Linked DNA regions of Homo sapiens: region 1 is linked to region 2. A link is an interaction called in ENCODE POLR2A ChIA-PET data of the cell type or tissue named here. Cell type or tissue: OCI-LY7. All regions are shown on one strand. Links, peaks and the distances in the headings refer to the core of each region. The heading gives the core; the rest is flanking DNA.

The links. ChIA-PET counts read pairs that join two places held together with the same protein. Peaks named below come from ENCODE experiments on the same cell type or tissue, not always from the same donor. Only the 100,000 strongest peaks of a DNase experiment are listed, where the experiment ranks them.
Region 1: POLR2A ChIA-PET joins it to region 2 with 5 read pairs; 2 of 35 experiments call an interaction of 5 or more read pairs at or near these places.

Annotation. Positions count from the first base shown.
Region 1 is chr2:182,898,834-182,903,230 of GRCh38, forward strand. No RefSeq gene overlaps it. Among named protein-coding and RNA genes, the nearest start is that of FRZB, 34 kb to the left of the region's middle. In OCI-LY7, for the core only: no CTCF peak of the experiment used is centred there; no DNase peak of the experiment used is centred there.
Region 2 is chr2:182,955,135-182,959,531 of GRCh38, forward strand. NCKAP1 (NCK associated protein 1) reads right to left here. Exons shown (of 31, transcript NM_013436.5): 19 at 2,323-2,462; 20 at 1,328-1,459. Among named protein-coding and RNA genes, the nearest start is that of NCKAP1, 81 kb to the right of the region's middle. In OCI-LY7, for the core only: no CTCF peak of the experiment used is centred there; a DNase peak (open chromatin) is centred at 2,377; H3K27ac peaks cover 677 bases.

The DNA.
Region 1 (4,397 bases), core at 190-4,189, 56 kb before region 2:
CTAGGGGAAGCAGCTGCTTCTGTTAGGCCAAACTACCCAGGTTGGGAGTGGTGGCAGGGGTGGGCAGAGACCTGGAGGTGCTGTGGCCACAAGAGAGGAAATCACACCTTCTTCTTAGTGATAACATAAAAGCACACATCTAGGAAACGTAGCCTAGGAGCTTCCAAAATCTGAACATCTTCAGAAAAGAATGTTCCACACCCTCCTTCAGTAATGACTAGGGTCTGTTCCACAATTTAAATAGTCTGCATTTCCCAGAATTATCTGCTTATCTGCAAGACTTCCACGTGCACCCAAACCTGTGCTCTGTGGGACCCTAGGGACACAACCATCATCCCTGACCTATTTCTTGGTCCCAAGTTCTATTCTCTTCACTATCCCCAGAAATAAGCACCCAAGCTTTTTTCACTTAAAATGTGGTAAAGAGAATTTTTACAGGGAAGTTGAGAAGAATGATGAGGATAGACAACATGGGAGGTAACAGAGTTGGCAAACTGCTCAAAGTCACACTCCCAGGGGTGAGCTTCTGACTCCTTTTGGAAGAAGCAGATGCCTGCTAGGACTTTAGACCTCCGTTTTTCTTTCTTTTTTTTTTGTCTGAGGCTGGGACTCACTAAATTGGTTCCATTTCCCTTCCCCATCGTTAGAGAAGGCTACCAGCTCCGTGTGTGACCTGAGCAAGTGTCTTACCCTTTCTCAGTCTCAGTTTTCTTCCCTATAAAATGACAGTGATAAAGCTACTAGACCCCACGAGGTTGTTGTGAAGATTAAATGTGTTAATACATGTAAACGCCTAGAACAGTGCCTGGCACATAGTAAAGCCCGGTAAGTGTTAGCTATTATTATTATTATTTGTCCTGGCAAGGATCTCTTCCCACCCTAAAAAAAAGTACCGCATCTCTTTGTCACATGGGTGTACACTGCCTGTCCAAGCATGCCAGGTTTCATGGCATCCAATGTATAGGGCCTCTGCTCCAGCCAGACACAACACAATATTTCCCTCATCTGCCCCATTCTTATATGAGCTCATAACTTATATTTTCTCATCAAAGGAAATGGGTAATTAGTAGTTGCCCATCTTCCACTGGAAATCTAGGGAACTAGCTACAGATCTTTTCCAGACAGTAATAGTTCTGGTGACTCTCAATGAGGCCATTTCTGCCTTTGGATGAGACAGCCTGACCAATAGTATGCTTCATAACTAAGGAGACCATCATCATCCTGGTTTCTACAAAGAGTGTGTGGAGGAATTGGCACAGCTACATTGAAAATTCTCACTCCAAGACTGTCCACTCTTTGCTTCTCCTGAATTGCAAAGGGTAGGCAGAGCTGTGAGCCATGCTCCAGGTGCCTTCAGCTACCCTCCCCCGTACAAGATTCCTGAAAAGCCAGGTCAGCTCTACCCTTGCTGTGGGCCTTCAGTCACATGTTACCATGACAGACGAAGAGAGTTACGCATCTGTTTTAAAACATGGAAAACAGAGATAAGGTGACCTGTCTTTGAGAAAGTAATACATTTGTTTGTTCAACAAATATTTACGAAGTATTTACTCTGTTCTAGGCCTTGAGTTTATAGCAATGAACAGAACACACATGAGAATCATGCTGTGGCACTTGGAATGCAATGAATCAATGCCATAACTAGAAAGTTACTGTATATGGCTGGGCGTGGTGGCTCACGCCTGTAATCCCAGCACTTTGGGAGGCCAAGGCGGGCAGATCACGAGGTCAGGAGATCGAGACCATCTTGGCCAACATGGAGAAACCCCATCTCTACTAAAATATAAAAAATTAGCCAGGTGTGGTGGCGGGTGCCTGTAGTCCCAGCTACTCGGGAGGCTGAGGCAGGGGAATTGCTTGAACCCAGGAGGTGGAGGTTGCAGTGAGCTGAGATCACGCCACTGCACTCCAGCCCAGGCGACAGAGTGAGACTGTCTCAAAAAAAGGAAAGTTACTGGATATGTGATGCATCTCCTATTTCCAGGTCTTACTCCTTCTACAGTGAATATTGAATAAACCCTTAATAGGGCCTAGAGTCTCTCACACAGCACACCTCTCTCCCTTCTTCCCTTTTCCCTATCTTTTCTTCTTCCTTCCTTTCTTCCCTTCCTTCTACCTTCTCTCCTTGACTTTCCTCCTCAGTACTGTTTATTACTCTACTTCTGTCTTACTAACACCACCTAATAATTTGTCCCCTCAATCTACTTTTTTTCTAACAAGTTCTAAATGAATCAGTCTTTCTTAGCTCTAGTATAAATAACTGAGCTGATGAGCTCTGCCAACATAGGATTTAGGCGGCAGGGATGGAGCTGTCCTTACTACATGGTAGAAATGCTGGTCTTCAACAAATACTGACAGGTTACAGATTATTAGATTTAGAAATACCTGTCATTTTGTTTTCCCTTTCAAGGAAGGTAAAATACAAGGATATTTTAGTAGTCAGACAACATCAAGAAAATCAGAATAGGTGTCAGAATAGGACAGTAGTTGTCGAAGCCATGGGTTTTGCAGATGGTGAAGGTTGGTTTTTGAGTGCTAAGGAGTATATAAATGTCATCTTTCCTCTTCTTCTTCTTCTTTTTTTTTTTTTTTTTTTTTTTTTTGAGACGGCATCTCACTCTGTCACCCAGGCTGGAGTGCAGTGGTGTGATCTCAGCTCACTGCAACCTCTGCCTCCTGGATTCAAGTCATTCTCCTGCCTTAGTCTCCCACATCATACCCGGCTAATTTTTTTATTTTTAGTAGAGACGGGGTTTTAGTCAAGACAGGCTGGTCTCAAACTCCTGACTTCAGGCGATTCACCCACCTTGGCCTCCCAAAATGCTGGGATTACAGTTGTGAGCCACCACGCCCAGCCTAAATGTTGTCTTTCATATAAAATGTTCTAAACTATTTTGGGCCTGAGGTGAGTAAGATACCTACAAGATTATTTAAAATGCCAAGTGCATCCATAGCTAAAAGGAAAGGCTCAGCTAGACACAAAAAAGGAAAGCATCACCTCCTCTCCAATCCCCACAGGCCCTGCCTCTGCAGCACACCTAGGGCCTCCTGCTGCTGTGTAGGTGCACGTCGTATGCAGATAGACACACACTCACACACACTCGCACAGGCAGACACAGGCGTACACACTGGCTTGCCTTCCAGACTACCTGCTCCAACAGCAGGTCTCCAGCATTCAGGTTGCTGAGAACTGAGCCTTCGTGAGGCATTCCCAGAATGGCCCTCTGCCAGTGGGCTCAGCTGGGGCAGACAGCGGTCTCTCCATCTGACCATTATCACATCTTCTGCCCCTTCTATGTTGGAGTGAATTAAACCTTCCATACTATCTTACAAAGATTGCCTGCCCTGTTTTTTTCTTTTTTTTTTTTTTTTGAGACTTTTCTTCTTGGGAACTGAATCTATTCAGTAGGCTGGTATGCTCACAGAACTCAGGGGAACACATTTACTGCCTTATTTCATAGTAAAGGATATGATAAAGAATACAGATGGGCAGCCAGGTGGAGAAGTATTATACATAGGAAGAGATTTGGAAGGGATGCAAGCTCAGGAACTTCTGTCCCATGAAGTTGGGGTGCACCACACTCCTGGCTCATGGATGTGAGCTGGAAACTCTCCAAACCTGATACTTTAAAAGCTTCTGTCCTGTGGAGTTGGGGTGCACTGCCCTCCTGGCTCACGGCTGTGGAGTTGAAAACTCTCCAAACCCCATACTTTGGGGACTTTTTTTTTTTTTTTTTTGAGATGGAGTCTCACTCTGTCACCAGGACTGGAGTACAGCGGCGCACAGCAACCTCTGCCTCCCGGGTTCAAGCGATTCTCCTGAGTCAGCTTCCTGAGTAGCTGGGATTACAGGCGCCCACCACTACTTCCAGCTAATTTTTGGTATTTTTAGTAGAGATAGGGTTTCACCATGTTGGCCAGGCTGGTCTCGAACTCCTGACCTCAAGTGATCCGCCTGCCTTGGCCTCCCAAAGTGCCGGGATTATAGGCGTGAGCCACCGCGCCCGGCCTAGGGACTTTTATGAAGGCTTCCTTATGTAGGCATGGTTGATTATTAACTCAATCTGGAGCCCTCCTTCCTTCCCCAGAGGCTCGGGGCTGAAAGTTTGTAGCTTCTAGTCTTGGCTTGGTGTTTCTGGTGAACATGCAGGAGAAGCCCACCAAGTCTCGCCTCATTAGAACAAAGGATGTTCCCCATCACCCAGGAACTTCCAAGTGACTTAGGAGCTCTGTGTCAGGAACTGGGGTCAAATATCAAATATGTAATTTTATTATGCCACATTATTATATGATAATATAGCAAAAATTGGGGATGAGTAAATTCTGGAATATTGTAGACTTGGCAGAAACTTTAGGCTATTTTTTCCAATGTTTTGTGGTTACCAGAATGCTTTTGC
Region 2 (4,397 bases), core at 229-4,228:
CTGATAATTTAACACTCAACTTAGTGCCACTTTATATACTGTCATATTCTGTTCTCTAATTCTTTTAGTCATCTCACCAGCTACAGTTCTATCTTTATCTCATTATTACCTAGAGTACTTAACACATTGTTAAGCATATAGTGCAAATACAAACACCACCTGTTAATGACTACAGAAACTTTGAAAACCTTTTGGCAAAATTTTGTTTTATAAATTGCTTCAAGGCTTTGAAGAAAAAAATTGTCAAATAAATAAAAATTTTCATGAATAAATATTAATAAATAAGGATGTAACTTCAGAAAAAGGTTAAAACAATATATATAAAGTTGAAAGGTTTCTGACTTATCAATGCACTATTTCATATACATACATAAAATATATATTCATATATAACAGGAAATTCTAATTAGAATTGAGAATTCAAGAATCTAGAATTCTATTGGCTTATTTAACAGCAACATGTGAATTCAGAAAACATGTAAGGGTTCATCTAGTCCTCAGGTCTTCAAACATTTTACTGTGACCTACTGCATGACACGCATCTTAACACTGCAAGTCAATACACATGCATACATGTAACTGAAACATTTCACGAAGCAATATATATATTTAATGCACACAGTGTACTGGGTTTTTTTTCCTATTTTTTCTTCCTCTTGTCCTTTCTTTCCCTCCCACTTTTCTCTAAACTTTGACTACAACCTAATAAACTGATTTCATGAACCTACTGGGTTGCCACCTGCAAGATGAAATACATTGATTTGCTCCAATATTCTCACTTTGTATATAAGGAAGCTATGACTCAGAGATATTAACTGGTTTGCCTGGTGTTACTAGTTAATACTAATAGGTATGAGAAAAGAATCTGGGTATCTTCAGTAATTTTCAGTTCACTATTCTTTGCATTTCCCAGTTCATTATTCTTGAGACAGAGTCTTGTTCTGTCACCCAGGCTGGAGTGCAGTGGCATGATCTTGGCTCACTGCAAGTGTGTCTCCCGGGTTCACGCCATTATCTTGCCTCAGCCTCCCGAGTAGCTGGGACTACAGGTGCCCACCACCACGCCCAGCTAATTTTTTGTATTTTTAGTAGAGACGGGGTTTCACTGTGTTAGCCAGGATGGTCTCGATCTCCTGACCTCGTGATCTGCCCACCTCGGCCTCCCAAAGTGCTGGGATTATAGGCGTGAGCCACCACGCCCGGCCCGGTTCATTATTCTTAACACTAATCCAGTTCTACTAATGCTTTTCCTTATAAAACACTGTATAATTAAATAACAAACTCATTACTGAGTCAACAAACAAAAACAGTCAATATTCTTTCTTACTTGGTAAAGCGTATTTCCAGATGAGAAGTCAAATATTCTCGTGGGGTAAAGGTATGTTCCCATACCACCATGTTTGGTACATAATTTATAGAGAAGCATAACTCAGAAAGTGCAGTGTGCAATTTATCAAGGCTGAAAAAAATTAATAAACAGTTAAAATGTTCACATGTCATCACAGGCAATACAAAATTAATTTTATAAATATATCAACCTTATTTGGAGATAATGCTTAGAGAATTCGACTTTTTATTCTCCTAAACTGAGAAAGTTCAAAATCTTTAAGGTTATAACTAACACATAAGAGCAATATTCTAAAGATGGCGTCATTTGTTTCTACCTTTAGGTAGTAATGAATATACTGACTTAATATACAAAGGTAGAGCTTATTCTGCACTCATAAAGATAATCACGCCCAATTCCTGAAGTACTTTCTGTTATGAGAGAAGGAAAGTTGTCTATAAAAGGGCAATGGCTTGCTCAATTTAGCAAGAAAGTAGGAACTATACTTTAAACAAAAAATATTTACCGAATTATTACCCACCTACACCTCCCCTCCAAACAATGAAGCAAGCAAAGATCCCTGAATGCTACCTGGTCTGTTATTTCTGTTTTATAATAATGACATTGGGTATGTTCTAATATATCAAAAACATGCCAAAATAAAGTCTCCACTATCTAACTTTAAATAAATTAAAAATTACAGATTGCTTATAATGTAACACACAAAATTTTTTAAACATATAATTGGCCTTCAGTACTTAGTATAAAAAGACAAATATCAACTATTACATATATTTTCTTCTAAAGGCCAAAATCTGTATTTTGAGATGAAATAAGCAACTAACAGGTTAATTAAGCTCAGAAATATTTTTTAAAATGGCTGGAAAATGAAGAATATACAATTATTAGCATTTCCTCAGTACTAATGTCAATAGAAAAAAATGAAATAAATATTTTACCTGGAGCAAAAAGGTATAATATAAGTGGATACTTACTTGGTCACAACCAGCCTGTTTTTCCTCATGCTCTCAACACCTGGTTTCTCCCTTTCAGGTTCCCCTTTCTTACCAGTCTGCTTTTTTGATTTCTTATTCACTGCTTGACTGATAGTTTTGGCACAATGCTTGGGTAGCAACTAAATTTAGAAAAGAATGAAATCTTACATTACACCAATTACTCTGAAAGCATACTAACTATTCAAGCAAACAGTAGCTGAATCCAGGCTGTGTTGCAAATATCACAACAATATTAAAAGACAGAAATATAAGTGAGATACAGAGCTTACTTAGCTAGCTTGGGTAATGCACATAGCTTGGTGAAAACAGAAACGGGTAGATCTTGGGTAAATCTTGTGTGAAGAAACACGTCATAGAGTAAATTCATAGACGCTTATTTAAATTACTATTAAAAAGACAAGTAAAAACATACCAGGCAAGCAAGGAATGAAAAAGAATATTTCACTGGAAGGATTAAATGGCCTTTGGAAAAAAACTGTGTAAAGATATGATGGTTCAGAGCTGTAGTTAGAACTACTATGTGGTGGAGCATAACGTGTAAGGTAAAGTACAGAGGTTTCAACTATTAGGAAGGGCCTTGAATGCCAAGCTAGAGGTTGGATTGTAAACTGCAGGCAAAAAGACAGCGACAATTTTTTAAAATAGCCACAGCATGAGGAGACATTTTCTTTTCTTTTCTTTTCTTTTGAGAAGGAGTTTCACTCTTGTTGCCCAGGCTGGAATGCAATGGCACAATCTCAGCTCACTGCAACCTCTGCCTCCTGGGTTCTCCTGCCTCAGCCTCCTGAGCTGCTGGGACTACAGTCGACTGCCACCACACCCAGCTAATTTTATTTGTATATTTTTAGTAGAGATGGGGTTTCGCCATGTTGGCCAGGCTGGTCTCGAACTCCTGACCTCAGGAGATCCACCTGCCTCGGCCTCCCAAAGTGCTGGGATTACAAGCGTGAGCCACCATGCCTGGCCATGAAGAGGTAATTTTCTAAGGATAACTCTGATATTGGCAGAAGAAAACACTGAAAAAGGAAAATTGTAACAGAGCTGCTAGAAATAGTTCAGACAAGGCATGAAAAAGGGATATGAAATAGGCAAGTGTAATAAAAAAATTTTAATGGGCAGATCTGAGACAGACTTCTGAGATAAAATTGAAAGGATTCAGTAACTTAGATGTGTGAGAGAAGCAGGAATCAAGTATGACACAGAGGTTTCTACCTAACACATTGTTAAGACCAATAATTAAAACAAAAAAACCACACAGGTACAAATCAGAAATAATTGATTTCACTTGACAGGTAACAAAGCAGGCAAATGAGAAATAAGAAATAACATTTTAGGTAGAAGGAGAGCTTCACTGTACATTACAGTAGCCACATGTGAAATGTGCCCAGTCCAAATTCAGCTGTGTTATAAGATAAACACCAGATTTCAAAGATTTAGTATAATAAAAACTATACAATATTTCATTCATATGATTACATGCTGACATAATAACATTTTGGGGTATATAGGGTTGAATCATTGTTTTTAAAATTAGCTTTACCTGTTTCTTTCTAAGTTTTGTGTATGGCTACTACAAAATTTTAAATTACATATGTGGTTTACATAGTATCTCCATTGGACAGAGCTGGGCCAAGGAAAGTTATTTAGTCATTATACCTAGATAGTAACTAAAGCCATGGGATTGGTATTTGGGGAAAAAAATGCATAAGAAATTACATTGCATTTCTATTGTGACAAAGGAGTTCCTTCCTAAAATGAAAATTTCTACGGACATTTGCAACTTCAACAATATTAAAGAGACCAGAGTGTTGAATCTCTATAACACTCTTCACAAGAGACAGAGCTACTAGAAAGGCTGGTACATCTTGTCACACCAGATAACAAGAAAGCTCTCAAATGACTATAAGGACTCCCACAAGCCGGGCTTCATCCCTGGGATGCAAGGCTGGTTCAACATATGCAAATCAATAAATGTAATCCAGCATATAAACAGAACCAACGACAAAAACCACATGATTATCTCAACAGATGCACAAAAGGCCTTTGACAAAATT